Linked DNA regions of Homo sapiens: region 1 is linked to region 2. Evidence: chromatin loops called from intact Hi-C (ENCODE). Cell type or tissue: IMR-90. All regions are shown on one strand. Links, peaks and the distances in the headings refer to the core of each region. The heading gives the core; the rest is flanking DNA.

Region 1 (16,821 bases), core at 3,734-11,733, 600 kb before region 2:
GCTCTGTCACCCAGGCTGGAGTGCAGTGGTGACATTTCAGCTTACTGCAACGTCCACCTCCCGGGTAGCTGCCTCAGCCTCCTGAGTAGCCGGGATTATCCTGCCTCAGCCTCCTGAGTAGCTGGGATTACAGGTGCGTGCCACCACACCTGGCTAATTTTATTTTTTTTGTATTTTTAGTAGAGATGGGGTTTCACCATGTTGGCCAGGCTGGTCTTGAACGAACTCCTGGACTCTAGTGAGCCGCCCACTTTGGCGTCCCAACGTGCTGGGATTACAGGTGTGAACCATCGTACCTGGCCCAGAGACCCTCCCTTCTCTTGAACAGATCTTTTCAGTTTTCTTACATTCAAAATTTCCTCATTTTTAAGGCTCAGTTTAAAGGCTACTTCTTGCTTATTTTTGTTCCTGGATTCTCCAGATGGAAGGTAGTATCTAACTTCTGTCTACCACCAATGCTAGTCTTTCATTTTGAGGAGTTTATAGGCCAGCAGGAAGGATAAGTTGTGTTTGCTAATAACTATGAAACAAGCTAGAAATTGATCAACGTGGTGTTGGATAATCCGATACAATCCTACAAACATTTAGAGACAGATAGTCAGCTTCTGACTGCTTCATGGTGGAGGTGGTATTTGACCCTTAAGGAATGGATACAATTTGGGTGGGCAGAGAAAGAGGAGGAAAGAAGGACTTGCCAAGTTAGAAGTTAAGAGCAGACACAAACATGGAAACAGGAATTCTTATAAGAAATAGTTATTGGTTCAATGAATGTGATGTAACAAAGTTTAACAAAGGAAACCTAATGAGAGCCAGGGCTGGAAAGGTAAGATTGGTCCAAACCATGAAAAGATCTGAGTGTCAGGCTAAGGAATTTAGATTTTTTTTTTTTTTTTTTTTTGAGACAGTCTTGCTCTGTTGCCCAGGCTGGAGTGCACTGGCACGATCTTGGCTCACTGTGACCTCTGCTTCCTGGGTCCAAGTGATTCTCCTGCCTCAGCCTCTGAGTAGCTGGGATTACAGGCACCCACCACCACGCCTGGCTAATTTTTGTATTTTTAGCAGAGACAGGGTTTCGCCATGTTAGCCAGGCTGGTCTTGAACTCCTGACCTCAGGTGATCCACCCGCCTTGGACTCCCAAAGTGCTGGGATCACAGGCATAAGCCACTCTGCCTGGCCAGGAATTTAGATTTCTATTGAAAATGGAGAATTATAGACTTTTTTATCAGACAAGTGACATGGACACAGATCTACTTAAGATTAAATTAAACCAATGTATAGATAGAATGGCTGAGAGTGGGGACATTCTGTAGACACGGAGACCATTGCAATAATCAAGCAAAGAGATGATAGAGGCATGAACGTAATAGTAGCAGTGAGAAAAGAAAGATTGGGATGGTTGATTGACAGGGCTGAGCTAGAATCAACAGGACTAGACAACTGGCTGGTTGAGTAAAGGGAAGAGGTGTTGTGTCTAGGTTACTGGGAGAATGGTGTTTATTAACCAAAATGAGTATGTAGGTTTTTTTGTATGTGGGAGAGTTAGGTTTTACTGAGAAAAGAAGAAAATGTTGTTTAGGGTTGTTCCAGAAATATATCAGAGTGGCTAACTAGTAGGTTATAGATGCCAGCTTTTTCTAACTTCATAAATATTATTATATAGGCAATTTAAGGTGAAGAACAGTGTCTGATATTTTTCATTTTCACCTTTCATCTATCCTGAGATCTAGAACAGTGCTAAGCACATTGTAGGTACTCAAGACATATGTATTGATTGATAATGTATTTTACTTTTGGAGACAGGTTTGTGGAGAGAAGGTACTGGCCTCACTCTAAAATTGCTGATTAAAAAGTGCCCACTGGCCAGGCATGGTGGCTCATGCCTGTAATCTCAGCACTTTGCGAGGCCAGGGTAAGCAGATCATTTGAGGTCAGGAGTTTGAGACCAGCCTGACCAACATGGTGAAACCCCGTCTGTATGAAAAATACAAAAAATTAGCCGGGCAAGGTGGCACACGCCTGTAATCTCAGCTACTCAGTAGGCTGAGGCACGAGAATCACTTGAACCTGGGAGGCGGAGGTTATAGTGAGCCGAGATCATGCCAGTGCACTCCAGCCTGGGCAACAGAGTGAGACTCCATCTTAAAAAAATATAAAAAGTAAAAAATAAAAACCACCCATGGCTCTGAAGTTTCCTTCCTTGACTAGCCTGAGGCCTGACATTCCCTGCACTTGAATTCTTTGGGTTACTACAATGTAGGTGGCCATTAACATGTAAATGATATCTGCATGGACATAACACACTACAGCATTAGGTCTTTATTAGTTAACATATTCTTTAAATGAACAAATCAGTTCCTTAGATGAGAGCTGGGTTCTAAGGGAATAAGAGAAAGGACAGGTACTTTCTGTAGAGAACAAATGAGAAGGGAAATTGTGAAAGTAGGGTCAGTGACAGGCCCAGTAAAGTGGTGAATTCTGGGCAGATCTGAAGTAGGGGCTGGAGGAAAGATGGGAAAGAGTAGTGCTGGGCAAGCAAAAACAATAGAAATTCACTACACTGAATGAATGGGATCATTTAATTCACAGTGTAAACCAAGAATACAATTTTAAGCCCCCCAGCCAGTTAAATGGATCCTCTTGTTGGCCACAGGCATTCCAAAGTAAATCTGAAACACTAGTTAAGGCCATAATGGGAAGTAGGGGGGTGTCAAACATTCCTCACTATACCATCCTCCCTTTGGAATTCAGACACAACTGACCAGCGTTAAAATTAAAACAGAGATCTTAAGACTGACAAAACTGACACTTTGTTGCAGTAAGATACACAATTCCAGCCTGACTCCAGTGTAGCACTGCATGACAGATAACAGGCTCTAAAGGAAATTGAAGTATTTTACCCCAAAATACATTTCTTTGACATATTTTGAAATGGCCCTGCCAAGCTGTGTCTTGTGGGGAAAAATCTACATTCTGTAGAGAATCCCCTTCCCTTTCCAGGTATTTTCCTGATCCAGGAGAGATTAAGAGTCTGGTACCTTTTTAGGTTTGATTAGAGACATTTAGCATCTACGTTCCCTGAAGCCTGCTACCTGGAGGCTTCATCTTCCTAATAAGAACCTTGGTCACCACAACCACCTGTATTTTAACCCAGACACTTCTTTCTATTGATCCCAGGACTTCAGATAATAATTTAACTCTTTCAACCAATTGCTGATCAGAAAATCTTTGAATCCACCTGTGACCTGGAAGCTCACCACCCCCACCCCCAGCTTCAAGTTGACCTGCCTTTCCGGACCAAACCAATGTACACCTTACATGTATTGACTGATGTCTCTCTGTAACTTCTGTCCCCCTAAAATGTGTAAAGTCGAGCTATAACCCAACCACCTTGAGCACATGTTCTCAGGACCTCTTGGGGCTGTGTCATGAGCCTTGGTCATTCATATTTGGCTCAGGATAAACCTCTTGAACTATTTTATAGAGTTCAACTCTTTGTGTCAACAACAGTGTCATGTGTCTTCAGTTATAGATAATATAAATTGCAGTGTTATTTACAGTGGGGAGACTCTGAGGCTGGAAGTCCAGAGGCCTAGCTGTCCCCACTTCACTGGCTAGGTTGCCTAGCACAGTTTCTAAACCTCCAAATGCCTCTTTGTGAGGCAACCTAACATAGTGTAAAGAGGCTCCAGATCCAGAAAATCTGAGTTAAATTTTGACCCTTTCACTTACCAAGTCATGTGCCCTTAGAAAACTTACTTCAACTTGTTCAGCCTTAGTTCCTATCTTTGTAAGCTGGAGATATCATTACATCATACCATTTTTTAAAGGATGAATGAAATGACAAATTTAAAGCACTTGGTAAGTAATGGGACCTCAGTAAATATTATCCTCTTTTTCCTTTCCTCTCTTCATTTTCCAAGTCTATGAAATGATAGAACTGGACTAGATACATTGCATATCCCCCTTTCCATGCTTCTTTTAAAAAATGATTCTATGAATTCTTGAAATCCTTCCTCCTACATTCCTGCCAAAAGTCTACAAGAATCATAAATTAATGCTGCCGGGAAAATGAGTCAAATAAATGACTTCTTTTCTCCTCCTCTGACATGTTGGTGTTCCCTCTGTTACCCTTCCCTTCCTTTTCCTCTCTCTTCAGAAGGCTGTGTTTTAGTTTGGCTAACGTTAAAAAAAAATCAGTGTTAATTGTGAAAGCACAGTAAGGAAGAATTTATTCAGGAGCATCGTGATAGGTAGTGGCTCCACTGCAATGTAGTCTTGTGGTGGGGAGACAGATTGAGCTTGACTCTGAATACAGCATGGGTAAGTGGGAATTTATGGCCCAGGAGAGGGTGGGGGTCAGTGGATAGAAAATTAAGAGGAAACATCAGGGGTAAGAGGGATTCTGGCTAAATTGATCTAACAGGATGCTTGATGAGGGCAGGCCAGGGTGATCAGACATTATGGAGAGTGGGGGATGGTTGAGGATAAGAAACCTGAGCAGGTATCCAGGGCAATCAGATACTACCAGTGGGGAGTTCTTGCTAAACTTAGTAGGGTTCTTTGCTAAAACTGGTTTTTATAAGAAAGGGCACAGATGGGCCTACGAAAACGTTCAGGAGCTGACTAAAGTTTGGACAAACAAGAATCTTTGTCAATACTAAAGGCAGATTACAGCCACACCTTTCCAATGGTACTAAATGACTGTGGCTGAACATAGGATTTTTTTTTTCTTTATGTGTTGACCAACAGGCTAACAGAGATGTTGGCAGGAGAAAAGAAGGCCAAGATTCCTTTGGTGAGGTGATTCAGGACTCAGGTACTGTTTGCTGGAAGACAATACCCTTAACATTCCCTGAAGAGGGAAGGGAATGTGTCCTTATGGCAATCTACACAAATACAGACAGCTGGGAGCTGCTGAGTCCATTTGTGAGGATAGTTGCCAAGCAGAAGTGCTTGGAGGCTGCCTGTTAACGGTGAAGAACAAGTTCTTGTGAATGTTTCTGAGGCCACACTTGATCCCTTGAGGCTGCCCACTTTAAAAAGGGTGAGGTCTTCTCACTGCCTGATTTTGACTTCTGAATCCTAGCTACCGAGGTTTGTGTTGGAGTGCCTCAGTGCTTGCTGTAGGCTTGCTTCTGAATAGGCTGGCACATGGGAACTTATGCTTCTTGTGTTTTGTCCCTGAAGTGTTCTGCATCAAGTGCTTGTTCTGTTTATTATTCTTTGTGCTTACTCTTTGTTTTTTTCTGTTGTTATTTGAACAGAATCACAAATGTACTAACTTTTTCTGAATTTTGGTCCATCTCAAGGAAGGCTCCAATCTAAGCCCCGCCTCTGGGTAGAAAGGGTTCTTTACTGCCTTTTGCTCTAAGAGTTGGCTGTCAACAACATTTAGGATCTCCACCTGGAATCTAGATTGTCCTTGATATGGTTTGGCTCTGTGTCCCCATCCAAATCTCATCTTGTAGCTCCCATAATTCCGACATGTTGTGGGAGGGACCTGGTGGGAGATGACTGAATCATGGAGGCGGGTCTTTCCCGTGCTGTTCTTGTGATAGTGAATGGGTCTCACAAGAACTGATGGTTTTAAAAATGGGAGTCTCCCTGCACGAGCTCTCTCTTTGTCTGCTGCCATCCACATAAGATGTGTCTTGCTCCTCCTTGCCTTCTGCCATGATTGTGAGGCCTCCCCAGCCATGTGGAACTATAAGTCCAATGAACTTCTTTCTTTTGTAAATTGCCCGGTCTCAAGTATGTCTTTATCAGTAGCATGAAAATAGACTAATACAGTTCTACTGTGTTTTGGATGAAGTTGGTAATAGATCTTAACAAAAGCAAAATATGGCTTCAAATAAGAAGAGTAAGCCTGTCCTCTTTCTCTGTATATTAATATGCTATTATACTTAGGGAACAATGCTTTCCAGATTCATATCAGAGAACCAAAAAAGTGAATGCAACTTTCTGCTATTTTATCACTCTCAGTTTCAATTAGTTGGAAAACCCATCTGAATAGGCTAGCAAATAGGACTTGATGGGATGAGAATTGAATGTAGGCTGGCTGGAAAGACAGCCATAAGATCATACTGCAACACACCTGCAATCCTGATTCAGGGCTTATACTTTTCATTGACCAAGACAAAGATGTCCTGGACAGGGAAATTGTCTGTGCAAAGTTCCCTACCAAAATATCTCTAATCCTTATGGCAGCATCAGAGAACATTCTGTTATCCATTTCATTAATTTCTCATGGAGCACAATGACACCTACTGTTGTTATAAGGTGTTTTCCTAAAATTTGATAGACTTATTTCTGAGAGCACAACTGAGAAAGGTGGTTACTCCCAGAAAATACTAGTGAAGAATTCATACATTCAGAGTTGAGCTTCATAGGATTAGTTAGAAGACCAGAAGGGCAAGAGAGATAAGGAAAGGTTGGGAACATAAGTGAAGTTTAGGGGTAGAACATTCATTCAAAAGGGAGCTAATGGATGGGAAATAAATGGAAAGCGGGTGTTATGGAGGAACTGGGGGCTTCAGCAAGCTTTAAAAAAAAAAGCCAGATACATTGTGTTTAAAACGGTGAACAAGTTAGACATATGGAAGTTTCAGTCATTCAGTGAGAATTAATTTAAGATTTCAGAGAGAGTAAATGAGAAGTCCTATGTGACTAGATGTAGATACCTGTGGGAAGAGCTTCAGGAGTTAAGACTGGAGTAGTAGTTGGGGCTAGACTCTGAAGGTCTTTTATGCCTTTTTAAGGAGCTCTAACTTCATCCGAAGACAGCTGAGGTAAAGCAATGGGGTCTTTGTCTTGGGGAGTGGCAGAATCAGCACTTGTTTTTAGGATTATGTATGTGAATCCTTGCCATGAGAAGGAGAAATTGAGGTTATTTCTTCAATGCATTTAACAGATAAGGAGTGCTTAGTCTAAGGCAGAGGCAATGGTGCAGGAGAGAAACTAGATTTGCAAAGCATTTCTGTGATTGATAGAACTCATGAGTTTTGATGACTCACTGGGCAGGGTGAGAGAAAGAGAGGAAGCACAGAATATTACCAGGCTTTTACATTTGAAGTGTCACCCTTAACGGAGACAAAAAAATGAGAAGGAACAAGTTTTGAAGTGGGATGGGTTGTGGCAGAGCTAAAATAAGTTTTGGTCATGGTGCATGAGAAAAAGCTATGAAACATAAAGGTGGATATGGGTGTCTGGACCTTGGGAAAGATTGGGGCTGGAGCTGAAGATTGAAAGCTTATCAGCTGTAGATGGTAGCTGAGGTCATGAAGAGAGAGCAGGTGGTGTGAATGGAGAAAATGACCTCAGATGCAAACACGGTAACCAATAGAAGTAGAAGTAGTAGTCATTATGGCATAAAAGAAAATGACCAGAGAGGAAGGAGGAGAAGCAGGAGCTGACGGGGCTCTGGAAGATATGATAAACAGTACTAAATGCTGCAGAGGGCTAGGAGGGGTGAAGACAGAAAATAGAAAGTTGGATTTAGCAAATGAGAAGGCAACCTAGAGCATTGCCAGTAGAGTGGTGGAGGCAATGAATTGAGGAATGTCCGTGTAGTGAGAAAAAGTAGATAGTGTGGATAGAATTCACATTTGAGGAGTTTAGTGATAAAACGAGTGCACAGCACTAGAGAAGAAGGTCCTGTCATGAAGGTCGTTGCTGGATTCAGGTACCTAAAAAGCTTTAACCTTGCAAAGGGCTGTGAGACAACTTGGCAAATGTAGTCAAAATGAAATCACTCTTTATAGCTGTGTCTTCTTGGGTTTTAACTAATGTAACTCTTATGTCTTGGGATATATTCATTTCATCCTCAGAATATCTATGTTTACCAGCAAGCTGTATTATAAAGCAACTCTGTTACACATTATTTAAAGAATTAAAAACCATCCGTTTTGTTTTCCTTACCCAACTGCAAACATTTTCTTTTTTAAAAGCAGGGCTGGGCTATGATCATAGTTCATGGCCTACATCAAGCACAGGCTGAGACCCCTCACTTCCAGCTGGCCTTTCCCAAGTTTTCCCCAGTTCTTTGAGACCTTTGGAGAGTGGGTTTTTCTGTACATAAAAGACTCAGACATTTTTAGTCCCTCTAATTGCTCATCTCTTTGAGTCACAGATATACACACAGCCTTCTGAGAATTCCTGCCTTAATCTCTTTGATGGGTGATGTGTTAGCTATGCAGACTATTTTCAAGTTATTGTTTTAATAGACCTTTACCATCAGGCTCAAATAAATCATGACTGCTTTATACTGGTTGGAAGACACATTTAGACTTAATGGGAGAGCACAACTAAATCACAGTATAACACTTGGAAAATTTACCTTCTTTTAATGTCATATTTCTTTCTAAATGGCTATGATGAGTGGTTTTTTAGAAGGCTTGTGAAAGTAGTAGAGTATTTTAAAAACTTAATACTTTATGACAGGTTTCGAAAATATCTGAAAATCAGTATATATGTTCAAGCTTAATCGTTCTATATCATAATACCTGTAATAGATTTTAAAAACCTTTCTTGGCAATTAAAAAATTAACTAATCCTAAAGAGAGATGAAAAAAACTTAAAACCAAGTGAAATGTGTCAAGATTATTAGGTAGAAGCTGAAAATGAATATGTGGGTTGGAGAATAGGGCAGACTTTTTATTATATTTAAAGCTATCTAGAGTTTAGACAATGTGAAATTATTAATGAGGCTGGTTCTCTCCTTCTGCAACCAGGGGAAATAACTCTTCTGCCTATGGTTAGGGATCTTCCTCCTTATGCTTGTGACAAGGTGACCTCTAAAATCATGGAAGACATGCTAATGCTAAATAAAAGTTCAGACCAGGTAAAAATTTGTTTTCAGTACTTTCAGCCTCTTCTTTCTCTTCTCTCCCTCAGGGCTCACTCAGATTCTTCCTGGCAACTTCCCTACCTAATCCTCTTCTCAGAAAAGGGTCAGGTAAGGGCAATTTTCAGTTTGCAGTAAATTTGCTCATCTTTTACCTCTTCTAAGGGGATTTACATTTTAGGTTTTATTTCTAGTTATTATGTGATGGAAAGGCTTTTTCTTCTGTCAGATTTCCAGGCATTCGTCAATTGGTGGAAAGGTCTTTATAGGAAGAGGGGAGCTTGCTGACATGCTTAACATCACGCCATGTAGATAGCAGTTTATAACACTGTCTACTCAGGACCAGTGTGGTTTTAACAAGTGGGCTGAAGGTGTGACTGTGTGTTTGCAATGTGTGTTAAATAAACCACGTGTGTTAGTCTGGAAAGAGCTGAGCTGGGTCTACTTGCTCTCACTTGCTCAACTTCCTAATTAATCTTCAACCCAGGAACCCCAGCTTCCACCCCTCCTCCCTCCCTTCAGACTCATGAATGGTTCCTTAGTTATCAAATCCAGTAGACATTTTTTTTTTCTGTGCCTTTTCATGTCCTGGTAGCAACATTTAGTACTGGTGACCACGCTCTCCTCCTCTCAGTGGTTGCCATGATTTGAGCCTCTCCTTAGGAATTCTGTTGCCTCTGCTCACCTCATATATCAGGCTCCCTCTTGGTCCCTCCTCTTCTCACCTCTGCACTCACTCATGCACACTCATCATGCTCATTGCTTTAACTGCTCCTTCTGTTCTCTGCACATTCAACTCTCACAAACCATCTCTGTCTATCCTGGTTTTTTACTTGTTTTACTCAAGATAGAAACTTCAGCATTATTTTTGTTGCTTGCCTCCTTCTCATGCCTATACCCAATGACCAGATTCTATATGTTCATGTCTGCAGGTTTGCAAGCATTCCCTCATTTCTATTTACTATGACTACTGCTTTATTTCAGGAACGCACCATCTCTGGCCTGAGGTTCTGACTCTGCCTCTCCTATCTTCCAGGCTTGTTTCTGTACTAGAACGTTCTTTCCAAAATTGAAATCAGTGAGTATTGGTCTCTTCGTCATAGTTCTCTGTGTACCACTTATAGGATAAAATCTGCATTCCGTAGCCAGGCATGAATGATCTGTTTCCTATCAACTGCTCCAGTTTTCTCTCCTAGCTGTGACTCCAACTATATTGCACCCTTTGGCAATACCAATCTCTTGGCAGCACGTCAAGCAGGCAGTGCTCTTTCATGCCTCTACGTTTTGGCAGATGTAGTTCGTTTTGCCTGAAATGTTCTCTCATTCTTCCTAGGCTGAGAAAAATCTCTTTTCCAATTTCATTTTTTTTTTCCCTTTGGGAAGTTTTTTTGCCTGATACTTCCAGGCAGGCAGCAGGCATTGGTTCTCTTTTTTTTTTTTTATTATTCCTATTGTATCTTAAACACACTTCTAATACTTCTCTTATCATACTGTATTATAAGTTTTGGGTTTTGTGGCTGTCTCACCACTCAGCTACAAACTCCTTGAGGGAAAAGACTGTGTATTTCCTTAACTACCTGTGGTTTCCTGAACAGTGCTTAACATTTTCAATAGATATATATTCAGTGAAAGAATGTATGGATTAACTTAAAATGCAGAAACATGTCTTTCATTTTTCTAAAACTGTTGGGGCACTTAGAAAGAGACTTAGCCCTTAGCTTCTTCATCCTTATTTCTCTATAAACATTTTTAATGAAGACCTCTTCTTTAATAACCACTTATGGAATCTGCATATATACTCCTGAATTTGTCTCTAAGTTCTGCCATTATGGACACACAGAAAGGAGATAGTTGAGACTCAGAAAAGATGCAGAAACCACAAAGGGTAGAATGATAAAGAAGAAAGACAAACCCTAAATATGGCACAGTCTACCTTTTTTCCAATGAAAATAGGATTTAATTTCATTTTAAGGGTATAATTGTGATCAGAAGGTATTGACTAAAAATACCTTATAAAGATTCTGTTTGGTATTTCCAATAGGATGACATCAAGATTTTGAAAGCAATATTTCATCAGAATTATTTCTTTTTTGGCTGTAATATTTAATTCTTAAGTAAAGCCAACATAGCACACGGGGCATATAGTTTTCATACAATTACAGGTTCTGGGAGCTGGAAGGTACTTTAGAAGCGGTCTCTTGATTACCTTAGAGAACATTTACTAGGTAGTTACTAGAGCAGGTATTGTTTTACTGCTTCACATGTATTAAATCATTTCATGAGGTAAATGCTATTATCACCCCCCATTTTACAGATGAGGAAGCTGAGGCATAGTGAAGTTAAGTAATCCATTCAAGATTATGGAAATTAAGTGGAAGAGCCAGGCCTTAAACTTAATCTAGTTCAATCAGTTCATTTGACACATATGAGAAAACTAAGACTCATCAAGGGCACACACTTAATTACAAGGAACCCACTCTTACACTTTTGGCATAAGGAAATACATTGGCACTTTTTGATTTGTTCAGGGTATGTATTACAAATTGGTAGCAGACCATCAGGAGTAGTGCTTTTCTATAGTCAGTGTCAGCTTAAGTCAGGGGCTGTTCATAGCAAGAAAATTTTTGAGAATTCTCTTCAGTTCAGAATCAGAACAAAAAAAGCCAAATAAAATTCACACACATACACACGTTTCTTTGCACTGACCATTCTTAATTAGTGAGTCTCTTTTTGTTCATTGTGGGAACATAGAACAGGCCAGAAAATTATAAGAATACCCATTTGAACAGTACAATAAGATGCAGATATATATATATATATATATATATACATATATATAAAATTATTAAGACTTGATTTTAGAGTATTTGAAATTTAACTTTGATACAAAACTATTCCATGTTCGGTTTTTCTCCATTTCTGATGTAAAAGCTTGGATTCCTGAGTTCCTGGCCTCATTCTGAGAAGCAGTCAACCCATATGGGACTGCACATGTTAAGTTGCTATGGTTGTGATCTGCAAGGCTCATGGAAAAAGCTATTTCATGTTTTCTGTGGGGATTGCAGAACTAATTGGTGCACTGGTTTTTGTATCTTTAAATTAGCAGTTTTGTGTGGTGGTGGGCTATTCTTCTAGCAGCATGTTTCTACTTATTGAAAGCTTTGCTGAACACAATATACCCACTCTGCTATGTAAATAAAGACATTATTGTTGGAATAATGTAGTTCAGGGGATGCCTCTTCTGGTAGCCTATCTGTCAATCTGTGTTTAGTTGGCTTTCCCAGCCCACCCATTCTAATTACTGCTTTTCAATCTCCTAGAATGGGGATCTGGGAAGGGGATTTGTGACAACTGGGTTATTTAAATGGAATTTTCCAAATATACAGAATCTCCTCCTCAGATCCCAAGCTCACTCCCCTATTCCTTCCTGCTTGCTTTTGAAGCCCTTGGCAGGCTGTTATTATGGGCTGAAGGGCAGGTTTCAAGCACCCTCTATTTATGAAATGGCAAGGGCCAGTCAGTAAGCTGCATGTGTTTGGAATTGTTACCCTTTGTTCTAATTGCATTTTGACTTCTGCTGAATTTGGCAGTGTAAATTTTTTCAGGAGATAAATTCATAAGTGTCAAATATTAGATATACTGTCAGTCGTCTGGTTATTTTTGTGATTAAAGTTTGTGCTGACATTGGAATTAATAGAGGTAATTTGATGGATGCTGTATTCTAAATATTTTGTGTTATCAAATTACTTCTAGTAGGACCTATTTTTTGAAAAAGATCTGAAAATGTTAATTTGGAAGTGTGAAGGAAAACATTACCTTAAAAAGTTGTATACCTGTGACACTATTTGTTTTGTTTAGTAAAATGATGGATGTCTTTGCAATATCCCAGCCCTTGGCCTAAAGGCCAGTGGCTCAGAATCAGCTACCCAAAAGCTACACGTGGCTAGGATATGGTCTACTTCACATCAGTGTAGATTTCTCTGCATATCTTCTTACATATGAGAGCCTGCTATGTCTCTTATTGTGACCTATTTGTAAAGGAAACACTGAAACACTAGAGGCAAATTTTCCAGCTCTATAAAATGGATGGTTCTTCTCTACTCTCTTCTAAAATATTGTAAACTTGACACGGCTTATAATTTTCCTTCCTTCCTTCCTTCTTTTCTTTTCTTTCTCTTTCTTTCTTCCTTTCTTTCTTTCTTTCCTTCTTTCTTTCCTTCCTTCCTTCTTTCCTTCTTTCTTTCCTTCCTTCCTTCCTTCCTTCCTTCCTTCCTTCCTTCCTTTCTTTCTTTTTTCTTTCTTTCCTTCTTCTTTCTTTCTTTCTTTCTTTCTTTCTTTCTTTCTTTCTTTCTTTCTTTTCTTTCTTTCTCTTTTTAAATTGAGACAGAGTCTCGCTCTGTTGCCTAGGCTGGAGTGCAGTGGCTCGATCTCGGCTGCAACCTCCTTCTGCCGGGTTCAAGTGATTCTCCTGCCTCAGCCTCCTGAGTAGCTGGGACTACAGATGCACGCCACCATGCCTGGCTAATTTTCTAATACTTTTAGTAGAGAGGGGGTTTCACCATGTTGGCCAGGCTGGTCTCAAACTCCTGACCTCAAGTGATCTGCTGGCCTTGGCCTCCCAAATTGCTGGGATTACAGGCGTGAGCCACTGCATCCGGCCAAGGCTCATAATTTCTTTAAGCAGCCATCTTGTCCCTCCCCATATTTTTCCTCCCCAACCCTTCCTTTCTCTACCAATACTTTCTAAAATCGAGTACTGTCTGCATTTCTCATTTTCCACTCACGTTGTTCCTTGTAGACTGGCTTCTATTCCCACTCAACTCTCTGAGGACACTAATGATCTCCTCATTGTCAATCTCCTCATTGACAACATTTCTCTGTATTCCTTTCTTTTTAATGTCTATATCATCTCATCTTATTGACAATTCCCCCATGACCTTTGTATTTCTTTGTAGTAACCAAAATAGTAATAGTAATTCATAAAATTATTAATAATATAATTATAAATTACATGACATAATTTATAATAATAATTATTACTACTTTTATTCTTGATGTTGCAAAGGGCTGGTTGCCATTCTATTTTTGGGTTAATTTTCTCCATCTTCTTTAATGATTCTACTCTCTTCTACAATCTGTTAATCTGAGGCATTTTCCAATTTACTTAGCTGGGAAATTTTTGAGTCACTTTGACTTCTTGTTCTCTCTCTCTTTTTCCCCTCATAATTAGTTAACAAATCTTTTGGGTCTTCTTGTGTAGTGCATTTCCCCCTCACCTTTTCCCCCTCATTGCCACTGGTCTAATCTGTCTTCATTACCTCCTGTCTGGACTGCCGCCTCCCTTTGCCCCTCCTAGTGCAGCCCACATCGCAAGAATGAACTCTCCAAAATAATTTATGTGCATGCTGTCTTCCTTGTCAAAAGCCATGTTTTTACTAATAGGTGAAATTTTGAGCTTTGCAGTTATATCTACTTATATTACTTCCCATTGCTCCCTTATGTGAATGCTGTGCTTCAACCAAACATGCCATGGATGTTCTCTTCATTCCCATACCCACTTCTCCCTTCTCCTTCTTATTTGTTTGTTTTTTTTTTGGTCATTGTTTTCCCCTTTCCTCTTTTTACCACTCACTGACTTGTTCCACAACCATGAATGAAGCTCTTACCATGGGCAAGTCATTGTGTAGGTCCTGAAGACAGAAAAACAACTATAAATCAGTTACACCCCCTCCAGGTTCTAGACTAGTAAGTGGTACTAACAAGTGAAAAAATCATGTTACTAGGATAAATGACATAACCAAGTTCTGTTCAAAGAGCTTTTAGAAATGCAGAGGTAGTAACCAACACTGATTGGTAGTGTCAGAAAGAGTCCTACTGAGAATATGACCCATCAGCTGAATGTTGAAACCAATTTTTTTTCAGACAAACAAGAGGAAAGATCATTCCAGTCAGAGGAAACAAACTGCAATTATGAGACATTATGGCAAAATTCGGAAATTACTAGATATAAGAAAAACTGGAGATAAAGGGAGATGAGAAAGAAAAGGTAGGCAGTTGTGCAGATGATAGAACTTGTATTCTCTAATTCTGTGGTAGATGAAGGAGAGGCAGGGAAGTATTGACATAGAGAATGACACAACCTTGTTTGTAATTTAGGAATATTACTCTGGCTCCAGTTTGGAGGATGAAAGGTGACTGATAAACTGGAGGCTGGAGACCAATAGGATTCCATTGCACCAGTTCGCCCAAAAGATATATGGGTCTGAACCAAATCAGTGAACCAAAGCAGAGAATGGAGTGGTGTAAGAGATATTTATTATTTGCAGGACTTTGTGACTGATTGGGTTCTGGGGAAAATGGAGATGAAGGACTTGAGATAAAGAGCTGGATATCATTGTATAGGGGGTAGTTGAAGCTATAGGAGGAATGTAATCACCCTGGAAAGAGAAAGCTGAGGATAGAATTTCACTTCTAAAGAACAGAGATCATCTTCTTTCTTCCCTCTACTGCAGTTAGAACCCTTGATTCAAAGAAACTCTTACCTGGATGCCAATATATAAGGCAGATATACAAATGAAGCTGCTCATATAAAAGCTTAGCCTGTTTGACCTCCTCCTCATCTCACCTCATCAATGGCTGGGGTTCCTGAGGCACCAGAGGGGAATCACTGCATAGCGTTTGATAGAGGAGTAGAGGTAGGTAGGGGAAGGGAATCATATTTATTGAGTGTCTCCTTTGTGCTGAGCACTGGTCTAGGTACTTCTTGTGAATGAGTTATGATTATGATGGATGATCCTGGGAAAAATCAGTAATTTATTTTTCCAAGATATTAAAAGTTATTGCTATGCAAATCCTTCCTAAAGCACTTAAAAATTCTTCATTCCACTTGGAATTGGTGTATGTGCTTTTCAAATCAGAAACAAACATAGAGATGTTAAACCTGTTATACAAAAGTAGTCACTAGAAGCTATTTGACCCCAGAAATGTAGTTCTATTCATGAATGCTTTCCAAAAATTCTCTTCTGAAAATATAGATGTTCCAGGTAACTATTGGTTATAATCCCTACGAGGAATTATTTTGCCAGGTTATTTTAACACATCTGGCAAATTCATTTTATTCTCTCACACACTTCTTTTTTATTTTTATGGGCCGTCAATGACACCACATAAGGGATTCTGAGCTATGTGTTTTGTTTAATTTCCAACAATTTCTTTACTGATGGCTTTAGACATTTTTGAGAACTAAACACCATGGGAGTTTGTTTAGCACCTTTCAGCAAATAATCTGTTAATCATCCTGGTATATATTTTAATTTTTTTTCTTAGCTTGTATTAGCGTGTGTTAAAAATCTTACATTCATAGTGGTATTATAGTCTCCTTGGCTTTGCATTACTGCTTTATCAGGAGGTAGTAGAAAAGTTTTAAGATAAAAATTCCTTAAAAAATTGATTCATTCTGTGTGTTAGGTTTTAAATTACTTATAGTTTTAATTTCATTCTTTAAATGCATTAGCTTACTTTATATTTTGTTTCTCCATTGTGAATACATGATTCAACTTTTATAGATTTTCTTATGAAAATTGTTTATAATTTTTATTAGAATAACATATCATGTCTTTGTAAGATCTTATATTAAGTCATGAAGAAAGCTTTTTGTAAATATTTCATACTAAGAGTTTACAATGTATATAAATTGATGTAAATAGTTGAAGAGTTAGATTTCATATTTCTAAATTAACATCTTAAAAATATGGCTTTCACAATTTCCATATCTGAGAAAATGCTCTTCTATGGTCATAAGCAATGAACCTATTTTTAAATTAATCTTTCATATGGAAATTTAATTATTCATATATTGATGGGTTGTTTTATAAATTTTTTTTATAGTAAAGAAGAAGAAATAAGCCCACAACAATACAATAAAGGCTTTAGGGCCATTTAATCCAAGGAGCCAAGAACCTAAGAATTTTTATTTTTT
Region 2 (16,821 bases), core at 5,412-13,411:
TTTCCTCCCCTTCAGATCATAATCCTCCTTCTGACACCATGGTCTTCTCCATATTAATGAGGTCCATAGAGTGGAAAGAATGTTAGATTTCAGGTTCAGGGTGTGCTATCCCCTCTTATCTGTTACCTTTCACATGTTAACCATGAAGGGCAAAAGAAGTGAATTAAACTGACAAATATGTAGTATTCTGGGCCTTAAAGGCAACATAGCACAGGAAAACAAATTTCTGTAGATATTTTAGGAAGGATTCTTGATGAAAGATTTTTTTCCAATTTTGGCCTAGATCGAGGGATAGTCTTCACCCCTACCACCTCTGCCTCCCAGGCTTAGAGTCAGATTTGATCCTTGGGGAGACCTGGGATTTGATTCCAGATCTTTCAGTGGACCATCTTTGGTCCTGGTTCCTACTCAGGCTAGGGGGCCATTTCAATTCTAGTGTAACCTGAGAAGGTTGTTTCTTGTAAAGAAGGGAGGCAGCTTTTATTTTGGCTACTTGCCATGAAGTTAATTCCAAAGAGCATTCAAGTGGATCCAGCCCTGTGAAGTGATTCTTGTTTCCTTGCAGTTCTCCTGACCAGCCAAGACCCACAGCCAAGCAGCCCACCAGACCAGAAGCGTAGGTAGCCCTGGCCAGGCCAAGAATCTCATAGGTTCTTAAAAAAGAATTCACCTGTTCCTCTATCCATTGTGCTAAAATTTGCCTGAAGAAGAATAGCTGTGTGATTTTCTATTTTCTAGACTATGGCTCTAATCTATCAAGTTGTGTTTTGTCTGTGTGCTGAGCAGATCTCAGAATAAAGCAGTTTTTTAAATGTTTTCTAAACATTCTCATTGTTCATTCATTGCCATTCTGTCAAATATTTGGCACATCAGTTGCCCGGAAATCTGACAGGTGTGATGGCATTGATTTGAGTTATTTCCCCCTCTAAATTCTTTGCCAGAGCTCTGATGTGGTAAGAACCATTACACCATGTCTCATCTGTTCCCTGCATTTCAAAAATGCATTCTTCTAAAAGAATGACCAAGTCCTCCAAAGGCTGGAAAAAGAAGTCACTGCTTCACTTCAAAAGTGATCAGGAAACAATAAAGACACTGGTAGAAAACAGGAGAACCAAAAAGAACCAAGCATGTCTTAGCATTTTGCCATGGAAATTCTGCCTGTTTCTAGTTTTGGAATTACTTGCTTCCAGGATGAAAAAGAAAAGACACATAAGATGGAAGGAACACATTCTATTTTAACAACAGACATTGTTATTGTGGTCACGGCAGATGCAGAACTCTACATCAACACTTTTCTAGCTCTGGATAAGCATTTAAATATTGCAAGAACTCACTCCTTCGATGTTATCATTGGGAACCTGAGAGACTTAAGCCACAGGGAGGTAATATAAAATAACACTAGTGTGATCGAATTTCCTTCTTTTTTTTTTTTTCCATTTCCTTTCCTGAAAATCGTTAACATTTGTTTTAGTGCAGAGATCATTTGATGGATTTATCTTGAAGGAAGAATAATGTGGCCAAGGCTTATATGTGTTTTCTTTCTTATTTCTGAAATCCTGTAAAACCCCAGAGTGTGAAAACTTTTATACTGAGACAAAAACTACCAGGAAATGAGAATAGTCTTGTTGGAACAACAGTAGCATAATAATATTGAAGGTGTAGGAAGCCTGACTGCAGCATAGGGTTTAAGAGGTGTATTAGTCTGCTAGTGCTGTTACAACAAAATTCCACAGACTGGGTGGCTTAAACAACAGAAATGAATTGTCTCAAGTTCTGGAGGTTGGAAGTCCAAGATCAAGGTGTTTGCAGGTTTGGTTTCTCCGGAGACTTCTCTCCTTAGCTTGAAGATGGCCATCTTCTCCCTGTGTCTTCACATGGCCTTTTCTCTCTGTGTGCATTTCCCTCGTGTTTCTCTTTCTTCTTGTCAGGACGCTGATCATATTGATTATGGCCCCATCCTAGCAACCTTAATTTAATCACATCTTAAAGAGCTTATCTTGAAATACAGTTACATTCTGAAGTATTGGAGGTTGGGATTCAACATAGGATTTTGCGAGTTGGGGGCACAATTCAGTTTATAACATGGGATGAGAGAACATGGCTCCAATAAAAAGACATTTAAAGAGGAAGAATGTGCCATTAGAGTTAGCAACATTCACAGGCACTAAGGAGAAACTGTGATGACTGATTAGAGCCAGTGAATTGTAGAAGGGAATTCCCTGATTCTTCAGTCATAATATTGGCTCTTCAGCTAGCTGTGAACCTGGAGAATTCTTTAACCTCTTGTAATCATATTAGATACTTCATCAAAATAGGATAAAAATGGCCACTGAACCCACCAAGCATAGATCAAATACATTCTATATTTTAAATTTTAAAATGCAATCTTAAATATAAAGTATTTTTATAGCTGCCAATTCTCTGGGGAAATTCTCTGGAGGAAGTAAATGTTGAGGAACATTTTGGAAGAGGAGAAAAGGGGAAAGCTGCCAGAAAGAAGAGCACATTTTCCGTGGGAAAATTATTTGTATTCATAAAGCAAGTGTTTTTTTGAATAAGGGACAATTTAGAAGACTTGATTCTTTGTAATGAACAACTCAATACACCATCTCTTTCTTAGGCCTTGCAATCTTCATTTTTTTTTAATTTGGGGAACTGGGTAATTGATTAACTTGTTACATGGCCTTAGTCACAGTGCCTTAGTTTCCACATACATAGAATGGAGAAAACAACATCTGCTTAGCCAATTCACAGAAACTTAAATAATAGATGAGAAATTTCTTCAAATTGGTTAAAAAGAAACTGTGCAGTTGGGAAGTGATAATATTTTAAATAACAGAACTAGCCGGTATCCAGCACCCAGCATATGACAAGAGCTGAATAAATGTTCATTGACTGACAATGATGGTTTAAATAAAACACCAAATTTTTAAGAAGAGTGTAATTCCAAGCTGATACTTTTGGAATTGACTTTTCAGTGTCATGTAGGAAAGAGAAATGACAGAAACAGGATAGCCAACTGGGATGCACACGGGCATGATCCAGTTAGGGCCAATCTAAAGGCTATGAAAATTGAGAGGGAAGGGATAACATACTTTGAAAATTAGGGACATCGGCAGATAAGTATAGAAAGAAGGTTAAACAAACCACCAGTCTTGCAATGATAAGGCAATTTTCTTCATTATAGAATTAAAAAGTGTGTTTTTGCAGGCTTTCTTCAAATGCTTATGCAATGCACAATACATTGCTTTGTCTGCAAGATGATTCTATGGAATAATTTTTCCTCTTAGAACTTTTATGGAATTCTGCTCAAATTTTCTCAATTTCACTCTCCATTACCCCTAGTTATGCCCTAGATACCCACACAATAAAGCTCAAAGTACACTTTATTTTCCTTAATACTCAGCTCTTTTGTCTCTCCCTGTCTCCACCAACAAAAAGTGTCCCTTCCTGTATATTTTAATATTTTCCACAGTTTTATTTCTATCTTTATACGTTTATAATCTCTTTCTTGTGCTGAAAATTGACTTGGAGTAGATTTTTAGATCTCATTATAAAATGGGTGTGGAAAATTGCTTCTAAAACTGGTTATATTATGTTCTTTCCTATCAAAATACCCTTACTGTGTTACTTAGCAGTTCTTCCCATCAAGAGATGAATACAGCCCTACCCATAGAATCTGGGCTGGCCTTATTACTTGCTCTGACCCATAGAATGTGGCAGAAGTGAAAGTTCAGGAATTCCAAGTTTAGGCCCCAAGACAGTCTTGATCATTTGCTGTTTCAGAATTCTGACTTGCCAACATGTGGGCTAGCTTGCTGAAAGATAAGACCTTGTGTTGCAGAAATGAGCCATCCCAGCTGACTGTAGATTTGTAAGTCCAGCCAAGCCCAGAAGAACCAGCCAGTTGAGCCTAACTCAAATTGCTGGCCCACAGAATCAGAAGCTACGTAAATACCATTTTAAAGTAGTTCTTTATGCATTGAAAGCTAACTATTACAGTGGGCTACCTGGGATGTTTATGAAGTCTCCTTCTCATTTATTCTGTAAGTAATGTTTGCAGCAATTCTTACATCAGTGTGCTACTGGATAAAGGATGAGTAATACCTTGAAGACATTTCAAACTCCTTAATTTTATTATGTAGTAACATCCAGATACATTTTTTTATTAATGACATTTGGAACATGCCAATATTCTTAAATATGCCAAAGTAAAAGTCCAGAAGTTATATATTTTCATTTAACTTTGCTCTTGCAAACATCTCCTGTAGGTTCAAATATAAAGAGGATCTGTCAGTGAACAGAATCCAGAAAAGGTTAATTTTCTTGATGCTGTCATGGAGAGATCATTGGCTTGGTGCCATTGCTGGTGTGGGGTCATAGCCAATCTGGGAATGAACAGCTGTTGTTATTCAGAAAAATTCAGACAATATTTGGGAAGACATTATTCAGGAGAAATAATTAAGAGAAAAATGAGAAAAAGGCAAACTAAATCAGAATAGCATTTTTAGACTGTAAAAATACCTAATGATTCCAGAATTGTTTAATATGCTTTCCAATATAGTCCAGAGGGAAGGGAGGTAGAAATAAACAGGATTTGTAATGTCCCTAACAAGACATTTATTTGGAGAGCAACATGACGTAGTGACAGAATACAGGATTTGGAGTCAAGAGATGTTGATTCTAAGTTTTTGCTAGGGCAATAATTTTTTTATGTTTTCATACACATGGAAATAAGTAACTTTCAGCTCTGCTTATGACTGTCTTAAAATATATTCACACCATCTTAAAATATATTCATGATTTCTACATAAGGAATCATATATAATTGGTTTATTATTGTCAATTTAAATTTAAATTGAATTAAATATATTTGTTCTCAGTTTTAATTTCTAATATTGTAAATACTGATAGGCATAACCCATAAACAACAATTCTTTGGCATTTTTAGTAACTTTTAAGAACATAAATGAAAACTGAGACAAAAAACATTGAGAACCATTGCTGTAGAGAAAGTTGGGTCAGTTATTATAACATCCATGTTATAGATTGGGAACTAAAGCAATTAAAAATGAATTCTCTTGATGAAGATGACTTATTAGAGACTGATCTAGAATGAATACCTTCTAACTCAAAGTTTCTTTCACATTTTAACTTTACTATTCCCAATACAATTTTAATACTAAAACAATTACATTGTTCAAAATAAATACAATAAAAATATAATTTTTAATTTGTCTGAATTTTTACACAATAGTTTCATATAACCATTAACATAATTAAAATACAAAACAGTTTCATCACAACAAAATATTCCCTCATTTACCCCTTTGTAATCAACCCCCTTCAAGTGATGTATTTTGACTTTTTGAGAATATCATATAAATGAAATCACATAATATTTACCATTTTAAGACTAGCTGCTTTAGCTCAGCATATTGCCTTTGAAGACATCTAAGTTGTGTGTATCAAGGGTTCATTTCTGTTTATTGAGAGTAGTGTTCCATTGTAGGAATGTTTCACCGTTTGTTTATCTATTCACTCACTGATGGATGTCTTGGTTGTTTCCAGTTGGGCCAGTGCCAGTTTGGGCCAGTGTCCAGGAATGCAATTGCTGGGTCATATGGAAATCCTCTAAGAAGCTGCCAAACTGTTTTCCAGAGTGGATGTAATATTTTGCATTCTCACCAGCAATTTATAAAGTTCTAATTGCTCTGCATTCTCACCAGCCTTTGGTATTACCAATATATGTATATATATTTTTTATTTTTAGCCTATTTTACATTTTATACTAAGTATGTAATGGTATCTCAACATTGCTTCAATTGAGGATGTCTTGGATGTTAAACATATTTTAATGTGCTTACATTTCATGTATATATGCTTTTTGGTGAACTATTGCTTCAAGTCCTTCGCTCATTTTTTAATTGGGTTGTTTGATTCTTTTATTGTTGAGGTCTGAGAATTCTTTACATATTCTGAATGAAAATAATAGCCTAGACATATAATTTGCAAGTATTTTCCTAGTCTGGAGCTTATCTTTTCATTCTCTCAATAGTGTCTCTCACTTGCTACCCAAGTTTTTAATTTTGATAAAATTCTGTTTATCTATTTTTTTAATTTGATGGATTACGCTTTTGGTGCCATGTATAAGTACTCTTGGTTAACCCTAAGTCACGCAATTTTATTCTATATTTGTCCTAAAATAAGTTTATATCAGTTTTATGTCTGACATTTGTATCTATAATCCATTATGTGTTAATTTTTGTATAAGGTGTAAGGTTTAGGTTGAAATTTTGTTGTTGTTGTTCATTTGATATACAATTCTTCTGACACCATTTGTGGAAAATACTATTCTTTTCTCAGTGAGTTATCTTTGTTTTTAATTCTTTTTTTCTTTTGTACTTTTTTTAAAAATTTACTTTACGTTCTGGGATACATGTGGAGAAGGTACAGATTTGTTACAGAGGTATACATGTGCCAAGGTGGTTTGCTGCACCTATCAATCCATCATCTAGGTTTTAAGCCCTGCATACGTTAGGTATTTGTCCTAATGCTCTCCCTCCCCTTGCCCCCAGCCCCCAACAGGCCCCAGTGTGGGATGTTCTCCTCCCTGTGTCCGTGTGTTTTCATTGTTCAACTTCCACTTATGAGAGAGAACATGAGGTATTTGGTTTTCTGTTCCTGTGTTAGTTTGCTGAATATGATGCTTCCAGCTTCATCCATGTCCCTGCAAAGGACATGAACTCATTATTTTATGGCTGCATAGTATTCCATGGTATATATGTGCCACCTTATTGCACTAACTAGGACTTCCAATTTAGTATTGAACATGACTGGTGAGAGTAGAAATTCTTCCCTTGTTCTGAGTCTGTACTGGGAAGGCATTCAATATTTTACCACAAACTATAATGTTAGCTATAGTTTTTTTGCAGATGCTCTTTACCAAGTTGTAAAAGTTCCTTTGTTACCAGTTTGCTAAGAGTTTTTATCATAAATTAATCTGAAAGTTTGTCAAATTCTTTTTCCTCATGAATTAATGACCATGTTGTTTTTCTTCCTCAGACTGTAATATGGTGGATACCAATTGCTTTTTGAATACTGAAATTGTCTCACTTTCCTGGCATAAATTTCACTAGGTTGTGGTGTAGCATTCTTTTTATATATTGCTAAATTTGATTTGCTTATATTTTGTTCAGGATTTTTGTATTCATGCTAATGAGGGGTGTTGATCTGTATTTTTTCTTATATTATCTTTATCTATTTTTATCAGAAAAATGCTGGTCTCATAAAATGAGTTGGGAAGCATTCTATCCTCCTCTATTTTTCATTAGGAAGTATGCAAAATTTGTTTTTCCTTAAATGTTTGGCAAAATTCTCCAGGAAACCCGTTAGGGCCTGGATATTTCCTTTTTGGAAGATTTAAAAAAATGAATCAATTTCTTAATGGTTGTAGAGCTATTCAGTTTATTTAATTCCACTTGGGTGAGTTATGGAAGCTAGCAGTTTCAAGGGATTGTGTCATTTTATTTACATTCTCAACGTTATGTGCATAGATTTGTTTTAGTAGTCCTTTGCTATGCTTTGATTGTCTTCAAAATCTGTAGTGATATAACCTGTTTTATTTCTTTCTTTTTTTTTTTTTTTGAGACAGAGTCTCACTCTGTTGCTGGGGCTGGAGTGCAATGGTGCGATCTGCTCACTGCAATCTCCGCCTCCCCAGTTCAAGCAATTTTCCTGCCTCAGCCTCCCAAGTTGCTGGGATTGCAGGTGTCCACCACCACACTCGGCTAATTTGTATTTTTAGTAGAAACTGGGTTTTGCCATGTTGGCCAGGCTGGTCTCAAACTCCTGACTTCAGGTGATCCACCCCCACTCGGCCTCCCAAAGTGCTGGGATTACAGGCTCATTTCTTTATTGGTAATTTGGGTCTTTATTCTTTCCTTGTCAGTTTTGCCTGAGATGTATCAAATTTATTAATTTATTATAAAGAAACAACTTATGTTTTCTTTTTTCTCTATCTTTTTATTTTCAATTTTATTAACTTATTCTTTTTTATTTCATTCTTCCTGCTTGATATGAGTTTGTTTCACTTTTCTCCCTTAAGATAGAAGTTCATTAGCTTGAAGCCTTTCTTTTTTATCCAGTGTAAACATTGAATGCTATAAATGTACAGTTAAACACTGCTTTAACTGCCTCTCACAAATTTTGATATGTTGAAAATATTCTTTTTGTCTTTGAGATGTCCTCTTTGATCTGTAAATTATTTAGAATTATCTTACTTAATATTCAAGAGATTTGAGATTTTCCTGTTAGCTTTCTGTTATCTATTTATAATTTAATTACACTGTGGTCAGAGGACACACTCTGTATTTACTAAAGTTTATTTTATCATCCAGGGTAAGATCCATCTTGGTCAATGTTTCATGTACACTTGAATAATAAAAAAAATGTTTTTGGCTATGAGTTTTATAAATGTCAAATAGATCCAATTGGTTGCTAATGTTTTTCAGTTTTTCTATGTTCTTGGTGATTTTCCATCTGTTGTTTCTACTGATAACTAAGACAAGACTCTTGTCTTAGATGTAGTCTCCAACTACATCTCCAAGTACAATTCTAAATTTGTCTAATTCTTCCTTCAGTTCTGTTATTTGTTTTATGCATGTTGAAGCTTTGTTGTTTGGTGCATATTTACAATTATTATGTATTCTTGGTAAATTTAATTTTCTATTATTATTTAATGTTCTTTTTTTCCTGGTAATTTTACTTGCTCTAAAGTCTATTTTGTATGATATCAATATAGCCATTCTTACTTTCTTTATATTGGTATTTGTACAGTATAGTTTTCTGATTCCTTTACTTTTAATCTAACCATATAATCATATTTGAAGTAAGTTTTTGTAGGCAACACACAATTGGATCAGGTTTTCTTTTATTAAAAAATTCTGACAATCTCTGTTTATTTTGTTTTTCATTAGCTCTCTTAGACCATTTTTGCTGAATGTAATTTTTGATATGTTTGAACTTGGGTCTACCACTTTATTATTTGATTTGTATTTCTTCCCTCTCTTATTTGTTCCTCTGATTCTAGTTTCTTACCTTCTTTTGAGTTAATTGACCAATATAAAAATATAAAAATCCTAAAAAGTATTCTGTTTTACTCTATTTTTTTATTTCTTTGTACAAGATTTTAGTGGTTTCTCTAGAAATTATAATATGTATATAACTTTTCTCAATTTAAAATCAATAGTTTACCAATTGAAGTAGAATGTAGAAAACTTGCCATCATTTAGGTATCCTTACCCCAGCCCCCTTTGTGATATAGTTGTCTAATGTTACATCTACATACCCTGAAAAATATATCAGAGAATGTTATAACTTTTGCTTTCTACTATCAAACATATTAAAAAGAATTCAATAGGAAAATAGCCTATTATATTTACCCAGTTATTTACCATTCTGTTGCAATTCCTTTATTTCTTACCATCCCCAAGTTTCCTTCTTGTATCATTTCCCTCTCTCTGATGAACTTTCATTAGCAATTTCTTCAGTCCTGGTCTGCTTGCAATAAATCCTTTTAGTTTTAATTCATTTGTTAATGTCCTTATTTTACTCTCATTTCTGAAGGATATTTTTGCTTGATAGAGAAATCTGGGTGGGTTTTTGTTTTGTTTTGTTTTTGTCTCACCACATTATTGTTCTCACTTCTGTTTTTTCCTTATGAAAAATGCAGTCATTCAAATCATTGCTATCCTATAAGTAATGTGATTGATATTTTTTTCTGGTTTCTTTTATGATTTTTTTCTTTGCTTTTAGTTTTAAGGAGTCTGATTATAATACATCACTGAATTTCTTTGGGTGTATTCTGCTTAAGGTTTTCTGCACTCCTTAAATCTACAGGTTTATGTTTTTCTCCAAATTTGGAAGTTGTTATTTCTTCTTAAATACTTTTCCAGCATAATTCTCTTTTTCCTCTTCTATTGTGTCTTCAACGATACAAATTTTTAACTCTTTGGCATTGTACCGCAAGTCCTTAAGACTCTGGTCATTCTTTTTTTACAAAGTCATTTTCCAACCTATAATTCAGATTTGATGTACATTTTAAAATCTATCTTCAAGTTTATGAACTATTTGTTCTGTCATTTCCATTCTTCTATCAAGCTCATCCAGTGAGTTTCAAAATCTGATTAAATTTATTTTTCAGTTCTAAAATTCTCTGGTTCTTATTTATATATTTTATTTATTTGGTGAGACTTCTCTCTTTCACTTCATTTTAACAGTATTTGATCTTACTGTCAGAGGACTTTTCTAATAGTTTCTTTGAAGTCATTGTTAGATAATCTCAACATCTGTGTCACCTCAGTGTTGGCATCCGTTTATCTTCTTCTACACACATTGACATTTTCCCAGTTCTCCCTATGCCATGCAATTTTGGATTATATCCTGGACATTTTTACTATTACACTATGATTCTCTGAGTTTTGTGTAAGTCTTCTGGAGAATGTTGATATTTCTGTTTTAGCAGGCAATTGACATGGCTGGTTTCAGATTGCTAGTTCTGACAAGCCTTATAGGAGCTGTAGTCTTAATGTCAATTCCTTGTGCCTTTGCAGAATTATTTGGATTTGCCTATGTGTGTGACATCTGTAGTCATTCTGAGTTATGGGTGATCTATCTTGTAGTTCAGTTCTCAAAGTTGACATTATGCTATTATGTGTCAAAGCCATACACGTGCATCTTGTGGTATTCCTTGAGTTTATAACTACTTTTTCTGGTCACTCTCCTAGCTCCTTCCTCTCTGTGATCGCCCTAGAACTTTTGGCTCCAGAGCTCCCCTTTTCAGTTCAGACAGAAATATGGGGCTTTATTTTTCAGCTCTGTCATGCACTTCCTGCAACTGTGATCATTTCTTGAGCCTAATTGCAGCAAGAAAAGAGAGAAATAAACAAGTGCTTACCTCACCCTTTGGGGTCCAATAACTTCTGATTTTAAAGAAAAGGTATTTTCCTCACTCCATTAGGCTCCTATGCACCCAGTTATCATCGTTATTACTGTTATTGCCACTGCCACCACGAATAGCCCTGGATTAGTTGATGATGGGGTGGAAGGTGGCATGTAGGAGAGAAAGGAGAAAATAAACACCAAAGGGGGATTTCTTCTACTTTCTGAGCATCGAAGACCTCCTTCCCATTTTGCAACCCAAAACTTGAGGGCTTCTCTTGTAGCTCTATGTAACTGCAAGGACATCTATTTCTGAGTTTGGGCTGCATTGAGCTCAAACTGGATGTATCAGAGAAAAAATGATAAGATTATTGGTGATTTAGTGGCACTTAGCATTCTGGTCTTCTTTCTCAATTTGCCTACTACTGTTTACTTTCCAGAGTTCTCAAATACCTGTTGATGCATTCTGTCCATGTTTTATAGCTGCATTCAATAAAAGAGACAGCGTGTAATGCGTGTAATGTTCTTACTCCATCTTACCTGGGACCAGAATTTCAATGAACTTTTTCACAATCACATAAGGCAAGCGCTACAAATGTCTAAGAGGATCTTCAGAGCATCCATTAGGGAAATATGCTAGTTGAACTTTATGCCACAATTTAGTTCTCTGACTTCAGTCTCCATTTGTGATCTTTTACTTTTAATACCTAGTATTATGGTAATTTCTCAGAAGGAGTTTCCCTAGCCTGAATCAGAAGTCAATTTTCCCCTCAATGTCTTACAGTACATTTGGTATCTAATTGGAATGTTTAAATAAAGTTTCATTCAAAGTTAATGATAAAAGAAATAAGTAGATATAGAGTAATATGTGACTAAGATGATGGGTAGGCAAACTAAGGCCTTTTCGTAAGCCACATTTAGCCATATCAATTCATTTATCTATTGTCTATGGCTGTTTTTGTGTTATAACAGTAGAGATAAACAGGTGTGGGAAAGACTGTCTGACTTTTCAATGCCTAAGATATTTACTGTCTTGCCTTTACAAAAAAAGTTTGACAATTATTGAACTAGATTATCTGAACTGCAAGGTATAGATCATTATGGTCAGCTTGGCGCTCCAAGACATTCTTCTATTAAACTTCTAGCCTGACCTCCTATCTGTGAATGGTAGTGTACCCTCTAGATAGTCCTTTAGGGTAATGGGAAGTCTTTCCCTTTTCCTTCTAAAATCCTAATTCCATTCATTCCATTAATACCAATAAGATAACTGTTATTTTTCGACACACTGCTAGATGCTTAGGATACAGTGTGACAAAAGATAGATGTCACACTTAAAATATAAAGTAGCTTATGTATATAATTGAAAGCAACCCATTTCTAACAGCTCCTTATTGATCCTAAATCTATTCTATTAGGCAACATAGAGAAACTCTAATATCTCTTTTACATAATAGCATGTCTGATCAGAAAATATGTTTTATGTTTTTTTAGAATCTTCTCTTTCCCAGGTAAATATTTGCTTTCTTACTTTGTGATCAAGAAATGATGTTAAAAATGCAAGTCTAGTGAGAAATATTCATGCTTGCTGATGTATCTTTGCATTATCTGCAAATGCAGAGAGTACATCTAATTTGTTAGTATGCTGTCCCAAAACATACATAGTGAATTATCCCGGATAATGGATGAAAACCTCCTTTAGTTTCAGAAACTGATAAACATTTCCCATTACACATGTTACATTTCCATTTACTTATGAAGAATAAAATTTAAAATATGCTTATTTCAAAACTGAGAGGAAAGTTTAACAAAACTATTGAGCAACAAAATCACAAGTTGAATTAATCTAATCCCATGAATTGTAATGACTGTTTTCTCGATATTTTATAGGCTCTTCTTGCCTGTCGGCTTCTTCTCAACCATAAAATCGTAGCATTTTCTCTGTAGAAAATATATCCATAATGCAAATCAGGAATAAGTTAATAAATGGCCTAATGTCAGAAGTGCTATAAAGAGAGGTAAAAAGAAGATTGCTGTGGACTTTGTGTATTTTTGCTGTTGTTAAACTTAATTATTTAATTATTTATTTTTTTCTTTACATTCATGAACCAGGAAAGTCAAGAAACCATTTTGTTTGGAGTGTTGGAATCTAGATTAGTTTGAGACTATAATTCATTTAATGGATCAAAGGTTACAAAAATGCCAAATAGCATCTGGATTGGAAAAAAGTTAGAGTCAAGTAAAAATATGACTAAACAAAAGCTGTAGGAAATAGCTGAAAGATGTTCTCTCTAAATTCATGTTGTTTGTAGTGTCCAGCTAAAGTATCTGGGTCTAGATTGGGAAACTTTTCAGGGCTATAAATGATTTTTTTGAAACTGTGAAGCTTTATTTTGTGGTCTGTTACTCCAAGAAGAAACAAAAATTTGGTCATGAATATAAAGAAAACAAAACAATTGGCATGAAGTTGCTTCAATATTTTCATCCCATGACTTCCCCCAAAATTCTCAGCACCATTACATGTTCTATTTGAACACTATGTATTCAGAGACAGAGCTAAACACTGCCAGATTTTGAGACATGAAAATAATATAGATTACTTCTACTTATGAATTTGTCAAATTTTATTCACTGGCTCATTTCTACTATTTCACAAATGACTGTATTTCTCTTTTCATAATCTTTAATCATTTATTTAGTGGTTTTTACTCTTGACGATCCAAGAGAATAAATCAGAAATATGTAGCTTGATGCTTTAAATTTATTTATTTATTTTCCTACTGAATATTCATTTTAGATCAACCGTTTTGTTAATAGAAACACTAGGAATATATGGAATTATAAAGCAGGAGCTGCATACAATTCTCTTACCCTTACAAAAATATTAGAAAAATTAATATGGGGGACTGGGCATAATACTGATATGAAAATAAAGAAGGTTTCATAATAGGACTGACACATACTCTTTTGCGTTCTCTGAAACATATACTTTCCAGAGATGAAAGGAGTATAATTGATCACCATGGGTCCTTTTGGTTCTGGTGTCAAAGAAGCTCAGGGGCAAAGTTAGAGTTCAACTGTACAATTGAGTCAATTTTGCTATTCTTTCTTTTAAAATACAGTGTACCTGCATTCTTTCTTTCCCCTTATATCTTATTTGCTGACTCTGTTCCCCCAATATTATTGTGTTTCTTGTTGCACCTTTTCTATAAGTTACCTTAACTCATTTTTTCAAGAGTAAGGTTTAGACAAATTAAATGTCGAAAAAAATACACAGTGCAATGTCATCACTAGATCGTGACTCGAAAGCCTTGAGTTCAACCATAGAGGTTGTTACATTGAGAAATATTCCTAGCTACTTTTATGAGTTTGATCAGGACTACAATTCTCTCTCTTCAGAGACAAAAACAGGAACTGAGTAGTAGAAAATACAGCTGGGAAGGATGATCTCAGAGCACTTCTAAAATTTTCTCTGAAAATAACACAAATGTTAAAGCAAACAGAAAGTACCAAAGCAGAATTCTATAAGCCTATTGGTACTTTATCTGGTTAATTACCTGGGTAAGAATTCATCATCAACAAATAACCAGAAATGGGAAAATGGCATGTGAATTGTAGTAAAACAAACAATAACTCATTTCATCCCAACATTTCTTATAACCCCTACCTCTGCTGCCTCATAGACATAGACAATTATAATGTAATAACATGAACTCAATTAAAATAGCAGAGTATTTAGGTAGTTGTATGGACTTTAAGGTCAAAATGATGAGGGTTCAAATTTGGTTTTGCCTCTTACTTGTCATAATCCTGGGAATTTTTAAAGGCTTGAACGTTAACTTTTCTCACTATAAATAATAAGGATATTACCTTCATAAGATTGTCATAAGAATTAAATGAGGAGATGTATATATATACATACATATATATATGTATGTTACTATCACAATTTTAAGTGGTCAATAATATTAGCTGCATTCATCTTTATTTAGAAGTACAGAAAAGCATAATCCATCTTTTCTTTATTGTAATGGAATCTAAAGATGTCATTTTTTAGTACAAAGTAGAAGGGAAAATTAAACAAACTTTTTCACATGATTAATGGCTGAGGTGACTACAGGTTAGTTTTACAGACTGATCACAGACTGATCAATGTGGTTGATATTGCACTCATGTTGCTAGGACTGTCGAAGCAACTGATTAAAATATTGCTCCATAATTTATTAGACAACAACACCATCAGGAAAGGATGGCTTACTTCTCCTGAACTTAGACCCCTGGGAAAACTCTGACACCTCTAAAATCAAACAGTATTTGACAGCAGTGTCTGCAAAAACTAGTTCTAATTATTTACTAACAAAAAAAGAAGATTATTTCTTATTGTGCCATGCTGAGAATTATTCTGTAATAAACCGGAAGGACAGAATCACATTTGCATTCCAAAATTATCTGGTTCCTATGCTTTTCTCACATCACCATAATTGTACGTTCACCCGAAATGCTCTTCCATGTCACCCTCAGGATCCATCCTTTCTCTCTCACTCTGACATACACTCTCCCAGACCCCACTTTATCAATATTTGATCATGTGTATTTGTGGATGGAAGCTAGAGTTATCCTCTGATATTTCTGAAAGCAAAACTAATAATCTTCCTTGCTAGAGATTCCTGGCCAATATCCTTTCTTTCAGAAAGCATTGTAGTGTGATCTCACAGGTGAGCCTTTTCTGATCATCCAATAGTTGATGCCCTTTACCTTCACAGTAATTATGCTACCTTAGCATTCATCTTACTAAAAACATCTGGGGAGAACTTAAGTGTGAAAGGCGCAATATGAAACCCAATATTTTTCTTTCGAGGAATATCACTGATTGCAATTTCACAGAAAGGGAATATCTAGCAACTGCAAGTGAGAAAAGAAAAAGAAGTTTAGAAAGATTTATTGAGTAAGGAAAGCCCTCAGAAATCTTCTTTTACAACTAGAGAAGAGCTTTAAGTTCTTTGACACAATGCAATATGACGAACTAAGTCCTCCAATTAAAAAAAAATTCCCATTACAAAACTACAGATTATTTACTAAAATTACAGAACAAGCTCGGTTATTTACAGGAAACTATGACTCTGGTATATGTTTTCCCAACAGTTAAAAGGAGAGAAAAATCTATTTTGGTACTATTAGTTAGCTCACAGCTGGGTTTAATAATGAGGGGTGTTTGGGATATTCGATGTGGTATGTAAGACAAACCCAAGGAGGTTTATTTAACTATGGCCAATGGCCAGAGACAACAAAGATAATGACCAGTGGGAAATATCTATTTCATTCAATTTCCAGAGTCTAGGGAAAAGCTTATGTTATAGAACTTACATGTAATCTAAACGAATCTTTTAGTCACAAATCAACACTTGCTATTTCTTCCCCATGTTTTCTTATTGAAATAAATGGAACTTGCTAGAAAGGGGCTAAGTATCTCAGAAAAGGCAGAAAGAAAAATCCAAGGGAAGGAATAGGTCAGAAGAACCACAAGATTAAGGAGAAAGGGTTGAGAATGAATACATTGATTTTCTTTTTTTAGAAACTTGATTCATTTAGCCAACATGCAGGAGCCCCTTAAATATTAAAAGCACATGAAGGAAAGATAAGCCCAGGTTCTGAGTTTGATGTGCTGAGTATTCCCTTAAAAATACAGTTTCACATTATAGTACATACTGTAACTTAAATTATAATAGTGATTTTATTTTAGAAATCCTAGGATTGCCTACTCTATTGAGAGATGAGAATAATTCACAGTTAATAATATTAGTAATTTTTATTAAAATGTTTACTCCTAATTTCTTGGGAAGTCGATCTTTCATTGTTATTAGAATACTCCCTACAGCCCCAACA

Evidence for each region. A loop is a pair of places that touch in the nucleus more often than their neighbours do. Peaks named below come from ENCODE experiments on the same cell type or tissue, not always from the same donor. Only the 100,000 strongest peaks of a DNase experiment are listed, where the experiment ranks them.
Region 1: a loop joins it to region 2, with 3 times the contacts of the local background. A loop is called at or near these places in 2 of 110 quality-filtered maps.

Annotation. Positions count from the first base shown.
Region 1 is chr4:149,877,457-149,894,277 of GRCh38, reverse strand. No RefSeq gene overlaps it. Among named protein-coding and RNA genes, the nearest start is that of IQCM, 70 kb to the right of the region's middle. In IMR-90, for the core only: no CTCF peak of the experiment used is centred there; a DNase peak (open chromatin) is centred at 8,177.
Region 2 is chr4:149,280,408-149,297,228 of GRCh38, reverse strand. No RefSeq gene overlaps it. Among named protein-coding and RNA genes, the nearest start is that of LINC02355, 130 kb to the right of the region's middle. In IMR-90, for the core only: no CTCF peak of the experiment used is centred there; no DNase peak of the experiment used is centred there.